Regions from separate parts of the Homo sapiens genome. Here region 1 is linked to region 2. The links are chromatin loops, found by intact Hi-C in ENCODE. Cell type or tissue: heart left ventricle. All regions are shown on one strand. Each heading gives the region's core, and the rest is flanking DNA. Links, peaks and the distances in the headings are about the cores only.

Evidence for each region. Peaks named below come from ENCODE experiments on the same cell type or tissue, not always from the same donor. Only the 100,000 strongest peaks of a DNase experiment are listed, where the experiment ranks them.
Region 1: it touches region 2 in a loop (2.9-fold over the local background); 50 of 110 quality-filtered maps call a loop at or near these places.

What each region holds. Positions count from the first base shown.
Region 1 is chr11:68,119,685-68,127,727 of GRCh38, forward strand. CHKA (choline kinase alpha) reads right to left here and starts at 1,704. Exons shown (of 12, transcript NM_001277.3): 1 at 1,144-1,704. The coding sequence starts at 1,493. CHKA-DT (CHKA divergent transcript) reads left to right here and starts at 2,204. Exons shown (of 4, transcript NR_183630.1): 1 at 2,204-2,519. RefSeq lists enhancers at 1-3, 429-558, 699-828, 1,677-2,442, 2,443-3,209 and silencers at 979-1,108, 1,679-2,108, 2,459-2,558. In heart left ventricle, for the core only: no CTCF peak of the experiment used is centred there; DNase peaks (open chromatin) are centred at 1,257, 1,827 and 2,137; H3K4me3 peaks cover 2,500 bases; H3K27ac peaks cover 1,735 bases.
Region 2 is chr11:68,036,740-68,040,919 of GRCh38, forward strand. It overlaps TCIRG1 (T cell immune regulator 1, ATPase H+ transporting V0 subunit a3), which reads left to right and starts at 2,286. Exons shown (of 20, transcript NM_006019.4): 1 at 2,286-2,380. RefSeq lists an enhancer at 1,645-2,266 and silencers at 2,158-2,337, 2,398-2,477, 4,158-4,180. In heart left ventricle, for the core only: no CTCF peak of the experiment used is centred there; DNase peaks (open chromatin) are centred at 1,012, 1,487 and 2,232; H3K4me3 peaks cover 2,060 bases; H3K27ac peaks cover 2,500 bases.

The sequences.
Region 1 (8,043 bases), core at 1-2,500, 82 kb after region 2:
GTCTCGATCTCCCGACCTCGTGACCCGCCCACCTTGGCCTCCCAAAGTGCTGGGATTACAGGCGTGAGCCACTGCGCCCGGCCCGGGAACACATCTTTAAAGGTCTCAATAGAAGGATGCACACACTACGTTGAATGGTTATGTCTTCGGAGCAGAGTGGTGAAAGAAGGTCAGACTTCTGTTAAGTCTGAATACCTACACGCGTACTTCTGTAATTCAAATTTAAGATTAAATATTTTCAAGTTTAAAAAAAGGAAAAAATGGCCGAGCGCGGTGGCTCATGCCTGTAATCCCAACATTTTGGGAGGTCGAAGCGGGTGGATCACCTGAGGTCGGGAGTTCAAGATCAGCCTAACGAACATGGAGAAACCTTGTCTCTACTAAAAATACAAAATTAGCCGGGCGTGGTGGCGTGTGTCTGTAATCCCAGCTACTCGGGAGGCTGAGGCAAGGAGAATCGCTTGAACACGGGAGGCCGTGGTTGCAGTGAGCCGAGGTCGCGCCACTGCACTCCAGCCTGGGGACCAAGAGCGAAACTCCGTCTCAAAAAAAAAAAAAAAAGGAAAAAACATTTCTACCTTACTCTTATTTTAGGAGCCACGCCTCCCACCTTTGTCTAGTAACACAGCTATAGTGATGTCTCTTAGGGGATGAGAAAATGCTACTCCTCCACTAACAATGACTCTTGGAGAGGGAACAAGACATCAAATCGCGAACTCGAAAAACTAACAGAAAAAAGTTAAAAAGTGGTTTGTGTTTTTAAAGCCAGCCACAACACCTTCATTCAAGGCCCTAAACCGCAGAGACTTTCTAGACCTATCTTAAGCGTCAGTACCACACGCACTTCGTGATGGAACGGTATTGTTCTCCTAGAACAGACCCGTTTTCTCATGAAACCGACGTTTTTACAAAAGCCTGTTTGTGGACGGCCTGCGGCGGCCGCGAACCCGCTTCCCTTGGATTACCCAGGGCTGGGAGAAGGAGGGCTTTCGCCGGCTGCGGTCCCCGGTCCCCGGCCTCCGCCCCGGCCCCGGCTCCCCCGGCCCCCGACCCCCCCGGCCCACGCCCCCTGCCCGGACCCCGCCCCGGCCCCGCCCCGCGTCACCTGACTGTCCCGCGGCCCCCAGACCCGGCGCCACCGACCTGATGACACTGATGTGGAACTCGTCCTCGCGGAGGCCCCGCCAGGCGCCGGGCAGGAACTCCTTGCACCACAGATAGGCCCTGCGCCGCGTCCGGGGCTCCGGCTGCTCGTCTGCGGGCGGCTGCGGCGGCGGGGGCTGGGGCAGCGGCAGCGGCAGCGGCAGCGGCGGCGGAGGGGGCAGCGCGAGCGGCGGCTGTTGGCCGCCCAGCTGCTTGGACTCGAGGTCGCTGGCGGCGTCGCGCTGCTGCCCCACGCCGGGCGCCGGGGCCGCGCTGCCGCTACCGCAGCTCAGCAGCAGCCCGAGCGGCGAGGGCTCCGCCTCGCCCCCGGTGCAGAATTTGGTTTTCATGCCCGACAGGCGGCCGAGGAGGCGCGGGCGGCCGCAGCGCGAGAGGACTAGGCTCAGAGTCCGGCCGGGCGCCCCCTCGCCGCTCTCTCACTGGCAGGCCGGCGGGGCAGGGGGCCGCGGCGGTTGGGCGCGCGGGGCGGCGGCGGCGGCTGCGGCGACTGCGGCGACTGTGGAGCGGGGATGTGCTGCTGGCCGCTGCACTCGCTCCTCTGCCGCCGCCGCACGAGGAGCGCCGGCCGCGTCACAGCCCGCCCTCGCGCTCGCCACTGATTGGCCGCCGTCCGCCGGCCCGGCGCATCATAACCGCCGCCGCCCTCGCCACACCGCCTCCCCATTGGCTGCGGCGCCGCCCCCAACCCAGAGCGCTGCGGCCTCCGTGAGCGGGGCCTGGGCGAAGGGGGCGGGGCGTCGAGGGGGCGCCCCGGCGGTCGCAGGGAAGGGGGAGAGGGGAGCGAGGCGCGGGGGGCGCCGGGAGAGCGCCTCCGCGGTGGGACGGAGCCGGACTGGGCCGAGCGAGGGAGGCTCCTGAGCCTCGGAGGACCCCGGGGTTGGCTTTGGGAGCTGAAAGTTTCCTTGGACCCCTCGGAAGCCCCGTGACATCAGAGGCCGGGCCTGGCAGGGGCAGGCAGGAAACGTGTCTGGAGGCTACTGCCCTCTCCGCGTGACCTTGGGCGAGCAGCCTCCTCCTGGGGCTCAGTGGGTGTGATTTTGTAACATTTCCCAGCGCTGCCACAGGCGCGTCTCGCCCTGTCCAACGCGGAGCCCGAAGAATTACTAAGAAACCGAGGTCTGAAGGAGGGAAGAGGTGACGGGCTCGAGGCCACACGGTGGGCCAGGCTGGGCCCGGCTGCACGCCGGCTACCGGGGCCCAGCCCTCTGCACGCCTCCCGCAGCCTCAGTTTCCCTGTCCGTGGTACTGAGGATGCTCGGGCCTAGAAGTTCAGGGCTGGAGGCCCAGGGACCGTCGAGGGAGGGGCATCATCCCCGCCATGGGGCCGCCGCAACTGCCCAGAGCACAGGCCAAAGGTGCGTGCCACGGGGCTACTGGCGTTGTGGACGCTGCCCCTGCCTCCCCATCCCCCGCAGGAAACAGCCTTGTGACCGTGACTAACGCACCTTTGCCGGGGTAGAGGGGCAAGGGCCCCTGCTACCGTTTGCCACACACTGCCCCATGTCCCTCACTGCTCCCGTCCTTCCTAGAAGTGAGGTGCTGATACATATAAAAATTATGGATCCCATTTTATGGGACATGAGCTGAAACAGGAGGTTTCCTGGGCTGCCAGGGGCTTAGGAAATCCAGTGCCTGATACACAGGAAATGCTTCTATGTGGGGAGTTCACAGTCTTCCAGAAGCAAAAATGTTTTTTGGTTTTTTTTTTGAGACGGAGTCTTGCTCAGTCGCCCAGGCTGGAGTGCAGTGGCACGATCTCGGCTCACTGCAACCTCCGCCTCCCGGGTTCACGCCATTCTGCTGCCTCAGCCTCCCGAGTAGCTAGGACTACAGACGCCCGCCACGACGCCTGGCTAATTTTTTTTTTTTTTTTTTTTTTTTTTTTGTATTTTTAGTAGAGACGGGGTTTCATCGTGTTAGCCAGGATGGTCTCGATCTCCTGACCTCGTGATCCGCCCGCCTCGGCCTCCCAAAGTGCTGGGATTACAGGAGTGAGCCACCGCGCCCGGCCGCAAAAATCTTTTAGAGTGTGTACTTGGCTGAACTTGCTCCACGCAAAATGGTCTTATTTAAGGATAAAAATGAAAGGGGACTTTTGTAAGGCTGCTGTGGCGACAGGCCTGGAAGTTGACCTGCAGGGAGGTAGGAGAGACCAAGGCCCCTGGGACGGAGGCCGGCCACTGGATGTTTGAAAGGCTGAGAAGCCAAGGGCTTCAATCTGGGGAGGCCGTTTGGATAAAGGAGCCAAGGACTTTCTCTAAAAATACCGGCTCACAGGGAGGTGGGGCCATGCCAATGGCCTGCCCAGGTGACAAGCCCTTTGTCCCACTGTCCCCTGGCACCAGTCTGGTAATCTCAAAGGAATGCCAGAAATCTGGCCAGGAGGAAGGGACACTAAAGTAAGGAGTGGCCCTCTATAATTTGAAATAACTCTTTCTGGCATCTGCTGGCTTTTGTTAGGAAAAGCCTCAGACATTTTTATGGGATCACAGTTCCCTGTGGGAGGAAGAGGTTGCCTCAAGGCCAGGCATGGTGGCTTATGGCTGTAATCCCAGCACTTTGGGAGGCCAAGGCAGGAGGATCACTTGAGCCAGGAGTTTGAGACCAGCCTGGCCAACATAACAAGACTCTGTCTCGCCGGGCGAGGTGGCTCATGCCTGTAACCCCAGCACTTTGGGAGGCCGAGGTGGGCGGATCACAAGGTCAGGAGTTCGAGACCATTCCGGCTAACACGGTGAAACCCCATCTCTACTAAAAATACAAAAAAAATTAGCCGGGCGTAGGTGGTGCATGCCTGTAGTCCCAGCTACTCGGGAGGCTGAGGCAGGAGAATGGCATAAAACCCAGGAAGCGGAGGTTGCAGTGAGCCGAGATCGCGCCACTGCACTACAGACTGGGAGACAGAGCGAGACTCCGTCTCAAAAAAAAAAAAAGACTGTCTCAAAAATTAAAAATGAAAAAAAAAATTAACAGAGCATTGTGTCTTACACTTGTCCGACTACTTGGGAGGCTCAGCCAGGAGCATCACTTGAGCCTGGGAGGTCAAGGCACCCACTGCACTCCAGCCTGAGTGACAGAGTGAGACCGTATTTGCTGAATGAATGAATCAGTGAGCTCCTGGCTCAGCAATTATTAACTTATGACTTTGGGCTGAGCCTCGGTTTCCTCAACTATAAAATGGGGATTATAATACCCCGAGCATCCAGGATTGAGAGAATGTATGCAAAATGCATAGCATGCAAGAAGTAACCGTTTGGTTGCGTGCAGTGCATTGCATGGCGTTGCCTCTGCCAGTGGTTGGTTTTCGGAGATGAATAATGCATGCACTTGTAGCATTTCACAGCTTGGGAAGACAGTGTCGTATAAGAAAAGAATTTGGGCCGGGTGTAGTAGCTTATGCCTGTAATCCCAGCACTGTGGGAGGCCAAGGTGGGAGGTTTGCTTGAGGCCAGGAGTTCAAGATGAGCCTGGGCAACAAGTGAGACCCTGTCTCTACAAAAAATAAAATAATTGGCCAGGCACAGTGACATGTGCCTGTAATCTCAGTTACTTAGAAGCCGGAGGTGGGAGGATCCCTTGAACCCAGGAGTTCAAGGCTGCAGTGAGCCATGATCACGCCACTGCTCTCCAGCCTGGGCAACAGAGGCTAGGAAAATAAAAATACATTTTAAACAAAAATAATTCAAACACTCTGATAACCAAAATGTCAATGTCTGTGCACAAGTAGACGAGTTTGAGAGAAACTTGCTATGGCAGGTAATTGGAGGTTGTTCCAATTACCAAACCTTTTCCTCTAGGATAAGATAAAAAAATTATCCAAAAGCTCTGTGATTGATGCTGAATTCTGAGAGCAGACTCAGAGGGTGGGTGATGGGCCTTAGGAGGGATAGAGGAAAGATTGGGAAGTTCCCGTCCACTCTGAATTTCCTGCTGATGGGTTCCTCGGGGTCCACCCACGGGCCTCAGCCCTGCCACCAACTCCAAGGCCTGTTCTGAGAAAGGGCTTTGTGAGTCTGACTCCCCCCAAGATGGGGGAACCCACTGTCAAGCACCTGGTAGGAGCAGGCTTTGAGCCCTTTCAAAGATGCTGCATACAGCAAGTTCCCTAAGCAGCAGTGAGGTGAGTGTCATTAGCACTTCATCTCCCAGGTGGCAAGGGAGCTTCCCAGGGGATAAAACCATTCGTTAAAGGCCAGCAGGACCTGGGACTCCACCCAGGACCCCATCCAGGGGAGCCTTGTCCTTCTGTCCTTCTGCACCATAAGCACCTTTGGCCCAGGAAGCACTAGACATTTGGCACAGTGGGGGTTCCCTCACGGGCTGGAGAAGCAGAGCCCTGGCAAGGCTGTGCTCACACCTCCTCCCAGGTCACACCCAGGACCAAGCACCCCTGCTCCAGTTCTGAGCCTTAAAATATTGATGAGAGCACAGAGGCCACCTGGCTGCAATCCTCCATGTTGAAGATTGGGTTGCAGTGCCAGCTAGCAGAGTGACATGGAGCTGGGCTTTCCCTGAGTGCTGAGCGTGGCCCCAGCCCAGCTCTGTCAGCGAAAGGCTGTGTAGGTCCAGCAGCTTTCTGGAGGTCTCTGAGCACAAGTGTGGTCTGACTTGGACTGACCCTTCTACCATACATTTGGCTCAGCACCCGCAGCCAGAGTCTAGGGCCCACAGGGCTCAGAGGAAGCAGGTGACTAGAATATCCATCTGTCTGGTGGGTGGGGCAGGCATTCCTCCTGTCCTCATTTGCAGGGATTTTGAGTATAATATTATGGGTAAAAATTCTGGCCAGGTGCAGTGGCTCACGCCTGTAATCCCAACACTTTGAGAGGCCAAGGTGGATCACCTGGGTCAGGAGTTCGAGACCAGCCTGGCCAACACGGTGAAACCCCGTCTCTACTAAAAATACAAAAATTAGCCAGGCATGGTGGCACATGTCTATAGTTCCAGCTACTCGGGAGGCTGAGGAAGGAGAATCACTTGAACCTAGGAGGTGGAGGTTGCAGTGAGCCGAGATCATGCCACTGCACTCCAGTCTGGGCAATAAAAGCAAGACTCCATAACGCGCGCGCGCACACACACACACACACACACACACACACACACACACACAATCTTTAGAGGTCATGCTGCCACCCACTGTGTGACCTTGGACAGAACATCTACCTTTCTAAGCCACTTTCCTCATCCCCAAATGGAGTCCTACTCTACAGGGCTGTTGGGGAGATTCACCGAAACCAGCAAGGAAAGAGCTGGGTGTAGAGCCAAAGCCCCACAAAGGGTATCTATGCTTTTCAGCTTATTGTTAGCTGGATTCCCAGAGCCTGGCAGAGAGCAGCAAATACCCATTCATCCTAAGTGCCAGTGGAAGCGCAAAGCCTGCAGGAGCTCTGGCAGGTCTAACAGGGCCTGGAGAGTTTTCCATTCTTTGAAGCTCCTGGCACATTCAAAAATTAAGAAAAATCTAGGCGGGACACGGTGGCTCACGCCTGTAATCCCAGCACTTTGGGAGGCTGAGGTGGGCAGATCACCTGAGGTCAGGAGCAAGACTCCATCTCTAAAAAAAAAAAAAGAAACATCTCGACAGGGTTACCAAAACTGGGGCATGTTTGAAATACTTAAATTGAACAAATCAGTGCTTTTAACACACATGCAAAAGTCCCATTCAAGATAATTTTGCAATTCTCAAGGTAATAGAGGGATTACTTTAAAATAATAATGGAGCCAACCAAGCATAGTGACACCTGCCTGTGGTCCAAGCTACTGGGGAAGCTGAGGCAGGAGGATCACTTGAGCCCAGGGGATTGAGGCTGTAGAGACATGATTGAGCCACTGACTCCAGCCTGGGTGACAGAGTGAGATACTGTCAATAATAATAATAATAATGGTTTGTAGAGCACCTTAAGTGGTATGGTGTGACAAACATCTTTCAGGCCTGACAACAGATCTCTGTACTAATCTGATTATCCTTATTCAGATGTATCTAAATCTGAGGCCCTTGGGGCACATGATTGCCTCCTGGGGCTGCCATAGTAGACCCTGGCAATGACCTAGTGACCGTTCCTCTACTGGAGATGATCCCCTGGGCCCCTCAGAATGCATTTCCTGTGTCCACATAGCCGGTGTTTTAAGTCAGGTGATCTTTTTTTTTTTTTTTTTTTTTTTGAGACGAGGCCTCTCTCGTTGCCCAGGCTGGAATGCAGTGGTGCAATCTCGGCTCACTGAAACTTCTTCCTCATGGGTTCAAGTGACTGGCCTGCCTCAGTCTCCCAAGTAGCTGGGATTACAGGTGTGCACCACAACGCCCGGCTAATTTTGGTATTTTTAGTAGAGATGGGGTTTTGCCATGTTGGCCAGGCTAGTCTCGATATCTGCCCACCTCAGCTTCCCAAAGTGCTGGAATTACAGGCATGAGCCACCGTCGCCAGTCTTAAGTCAGGCAATCTAAGCTCCCTTTCCAAGTTTGTTGAAAACCTGATTTGAGGTTTTGTGCTTTAAGCTTGCATTACATTTGTAACACAATAAATGCAATTTTTGGCACAATAAATGCAAAATTGTGGCGCAGTGACTCATACGTGTAATCCTAGCACTTTGGGAGGCCGAGGCAGGTGGATCACCTGAGGTCAGGAGTTCAAGACAAGCCTGGCCAACAGGGCGAAACCCTGTCTCTACTAAAAATACAAAAATTAGCTGGGCATCGTGGCAGGTGTCTATAATCCCAGCTATTTAACAGGCTGAGGCAGGAGAATCACTTGAACCTGGAGGGCAGAGGTTGCAGTGAGCCAAGATTGCGCCACTTTACTCCAGCCTGGGCAAAAGAGCCAAACTCTGTCTCCAAAAAACAAACAAACAAAATAGAAAATAAATACAATTTTTAAAAAG
Region 2 (4,180 bases), core at 1,002-3,501:
TCTTTATGCTCTCTGGAGTCCTGCTGCCCCAGCCCTGCCTTCCTGTAGACTCCAGGGCCCCACCAGGCTCTCATGGCTAGACCACAGGCCGCAGCATCCCTGTCACCCTGCCTCTTCCTGGGCGTCTTCCCCAAGGCCCAGCGATGCCAGAGGTCACCACAGACCTGCCGTTCCCACTCTCCCGGGTGTCCTGGCTGGGGCCTGGGCCTCCTGTCTCCCAAGAGCCATCCACTTGTAAGACGCTTAGGACTTGGAGCCTCCCAAGACCTCAGGCTGAAGAACAGCAAGTGGCAGAAACTCAGGCCGGGGCATCCTTGCTGGGGGTAGGAGGAAGCCTGCTTGGGGTGACAGTCACACGAGGGTGACACAGGCCCTGCTGGCCCTGAGCTGGCCTGCGTCCAGCCACATCCTCTTTCCTGTGTTCCCTACGCCAGGGTGCTGGCCCGGCCACTGCTCACCACTTCCTGCTTTGCTGGCCCAGCGACACGGTGGGGTTTCCCTAGGGCCACACACAAGCCCCTTGCCCATATAATGGCCAAAAGCAGCCCCCCTGAACTTGTGCTAAGTACTGTGGAAGGATTTCACTTCATTTGCAGTGAGGAAACCAGCTCCGAGAGGTGAAAGGGCTTGCTCAGGGCCATGCAGGGCACATCCCATAATAAAACTCAGTTCAGAGACCTTGACCCCCCCCATCTACCATCATTTCCAAAAGTGCTTTTTACAAAGCACTACTTTGTAAAAAGCTACTTCTTCGAAAGAACAAGTTTCCTGGCCCAGTGAGTGTTGGAAATGCTCCAGCTGCTGTGTGCCTGCTGGCAGGTACTGCATGGTAGACATTCAAGGCTCTGAGAAGGCCTGCAGCAAAAACACCAGCCTCTCCCAGCCCATTCCCAGGGAGCTTTTCTCAGGTCTAACACCTGGGCCTCCTTCCTAGACCAGGCATTGCCATCTAATGCCAAAGTGGCCAGGCTCCCGCTTGGGCCCCACAGCCTGTGGCACTGGGGTGAGAAGTAACTGCAGGAGGCGAGGGGAAGCCTGGAGCCCGGGAAGTGTCCACAGGTCTGGCCCGCAGCTCATCTTGGCCACTGATGAAAACAGGTGTTCTTTCCAAAAACAAGGCAGGCGCAGGACTCCTGAAGCACCGCCGGTTTAGCTTTTCCCAGACGTAACCGCCGTCAGAGCGTGGCATGGAGCCTGTAGCTGTGCACTGAATACTTCTATTCCAAGCGGGTCAGTCTTTCCAGCTCACCGCTGGGTTCTTTCCCTTACCGTGGTCTCCCAGGCACTTACTGCTGAGACCCCACTCAGGCTGTCTGGTTGTATCAGGCCCCGACCCTGTCAGAACAGGCCTATGGCGCCCAACCACAAGTCCCCCAATTTTCTGAGGAACCACAGCTGAGCTTGGCTGTGACTCAGTTTCCAGGCCCGGCTCTGGGGCTCCACTTGTCCACCCCTGCCGCAGCCCCACAGGCCTGTGCTCGCTGTGTGGGGCTTAGGGATCACCAGAGCTGAAGGGCCCCTGGCCTCCAGTGGGAATGCCCCAGGCCTGTCCAAAGTGCAGGCAGCTGGACGGTCGTGAGTCCCAGCTTCCAGGCACTAGGACCTGATGACGCCCATGGTGCTGACCTGGAGCAAGGTCACAGTGACACCCCCCTCTACCCCCCGCGGCTGCAGCTGCAGGTGGAGCTGACAGCTGGCCTCTGGCCCCAGGGTATCTCCCAGGGCCTGCTGGGTGCGGGGCGCTGGGCAGAACAAGGCAGCATGGCCTGGCCCTGTGTCCTGCTGCCAGTGAAGCAGGCCCAGAGTGGGGCAGCCACCCACCCAAGGGCCAGAGCGGGGCCTCTCCAGGGTGGTCAAGAGCAGGAAGGTGTAAGCACCGGCGGGTTTCACTGCCGCCCAAGGGAGGGGTCCCGGAGGTGGGGGAGCATCCTGGGGACCCCAAGCCCATGAGCCTGCGAATGTTGGGGTCCCATCAGCCAGAGGCGCACAAGCCTCGAAGTGAGAGGAGAGCAGGGTCTCATCTCCTATCCTGAGCTGGGCCTGAGCGGAGCTGCCCCTGCATCGGGGCCAGCATAGACGCGCGCGGTTGGCAGTGGTCTGTTATCCGCTCCTTTCTCCAGGCCTCCTCTCCGGGATTAAGCGCCTCAGGACCCGTCCGCCAGGCCACAGCCTGGGCTCAACCTCTCCCAGACTTCCTGGACTCCAGTGGAGCCTTGGGCCGGGGGCGGGGCGTCCCTGGCCCCTCCCCGTCGTCCCGCCTGCCCGGAAAGGAGTGAGCGGCGCCTAGTCCCGGGCTGGCGGGAGTGCAGTTCTGAGTCCCGCCCGGCGTGCGCGGAGCGGGGCAGCCAGCAGCGGAGGCGCGGCGCGCAGCACACCCGGGGTGAGTGCCCCTGCCGGGGTCTGCGGAGCCCCAGAATTTCCTGCCCACCCTCTTCCCCCTGCCCCGGGGAGGAGATCCTGGCGCCCCACCCAGTTGGCTCCGTGAATGCAGCTCAGCCCGCCACCCCGCAGGGTGTCAGGCCTTGCGGGGGGCCACGGAGGATCCCCAAGGGAGGAGGAGAAGGATGGGGTGTTTACCAACACAGCCCAGCGTTCCCGGGCCTGGTGTGCGCGGAGCTTTCCCCGCTGCTGCTTCCTTGGAGGGAGGGACCCATTCTACAGATGGGGAAGCTGAGACCACACAACTAGGAAGTGTCAGAGCTGGAGACCAGCTGGGTCATTTGACTCCAGAGCCCACCCCATTTGGAATGGAGGGGGCGCCAGACCCTCTCCTACTGCCTTCCCATCATCTGGAGGGGAGGGCAGAGGTGCAGAGAGACCTGCTGGGTTCCTGGAGGGGCCAGGAAAGGGGCACAGGGTGAGGAGTGGGCTGGAGCCTGGACCCCAGGGCCGCAGGATGGAGGCGTATTCATTTACACCATAAAAGTGGCTGGGTGACCCTGGCTAGAGCGGGGACCAAGGGGGACAGGGGTAGGGGGTGAGCCAGTGGAGCCTCACATGCCAGGCACGGGGGCTGATCACGTCCCCACACCTTTCCCCCCGCCCATTACAGGTTGTTCCCCCACCCCCTGGGAAGTGCTGGAAGGAGCCCGGCCCTCGAGCCCTCGGCATAGTGGCTGTGGGAGCCCTGATGGCCCTGAGCCAGGGGTGACCCCTCCCCAGATCCCCAGAGCTGATTCCCCACACCTCCTTATTTGGCCAGCACAGCCCCAAAGGGAGCCAGGTCAGACACAACCCTCCTCTGAGCTCACCCTTTGTGCTGGGCACATAACATTGGACTTTACCTCTCCAAGTGTCAGTGGAGTCCTGTATGAAACAAAAGCACCGTACCCCCTCCCCAAGGGTTTCTCCCCCCAGGGATTAGTGTGAGGTCGTGTGGATGAAGGGATTCAGTTGAGGCTCTGGTTATTTTTGTCACCTCCCTAGATCCTGTCTCTGTCAGGGGTGCCACGTCCCATTCACCCAAAGAGGAAGTAGAGGCACAGAGAGGGTGAGAGACTTGCCCAAGGTCACACACCCAATCTCAGCCTGGGCTCCAAGTCCCTCTGCCCTGTGGCCGGGCCTGGTCCTTAGGGATGGAACCCAGCCCCGCTGCCCCCTGCCCTGCCCACCTGCAGCCTTGGGCCATCTGCTCAGTGTTCCCTCGTTCCCTCCTTCTCTCCTTTCCCAGGCTGGGGCTGGGGCTGCGTTTCCCTGTTTAGAGTTAAGTAAACCAGACCCAGGGGAGGAAGTGACTGGCTGGGCAGGCGGGGCCCTGACCAGGCCTGTCCCCTCCCCCTAATTTTCGAGCTAAGCAACTGATTCCCACAGAGGGGCCCTGGGCCCTGAGAGCAGTGGCTTTGGAGCTGGAGGGGCCCCAGCATCCAGGGCGGGTTGGAGGTGGCCTGGCACCTGCCCCCACCCCACATCGGCCTTGAGCAAGGCCCCGGGCCCTTCCCCGCCATTCTGTAGTTTCACTTTTGTTGGTTTCAACACCTGGAAGGCTGCGGCTGCTGCCGGGCGGCCCGGGCCTCAGGGGACAGCCCCCCCACAGCAGTGCTCCCTGGCTAGCCCCAGGGTACCCGGTGGAGATGCCCGCTCCTACCACTCAGCACATGCAGCTCCACAGGGAGCAGCGAGGGCTCCAGCCACCCCCGGGGCAGCCCTGGGCCTAAGTGCCTGGGCCAGTGGGGTCCTGTCT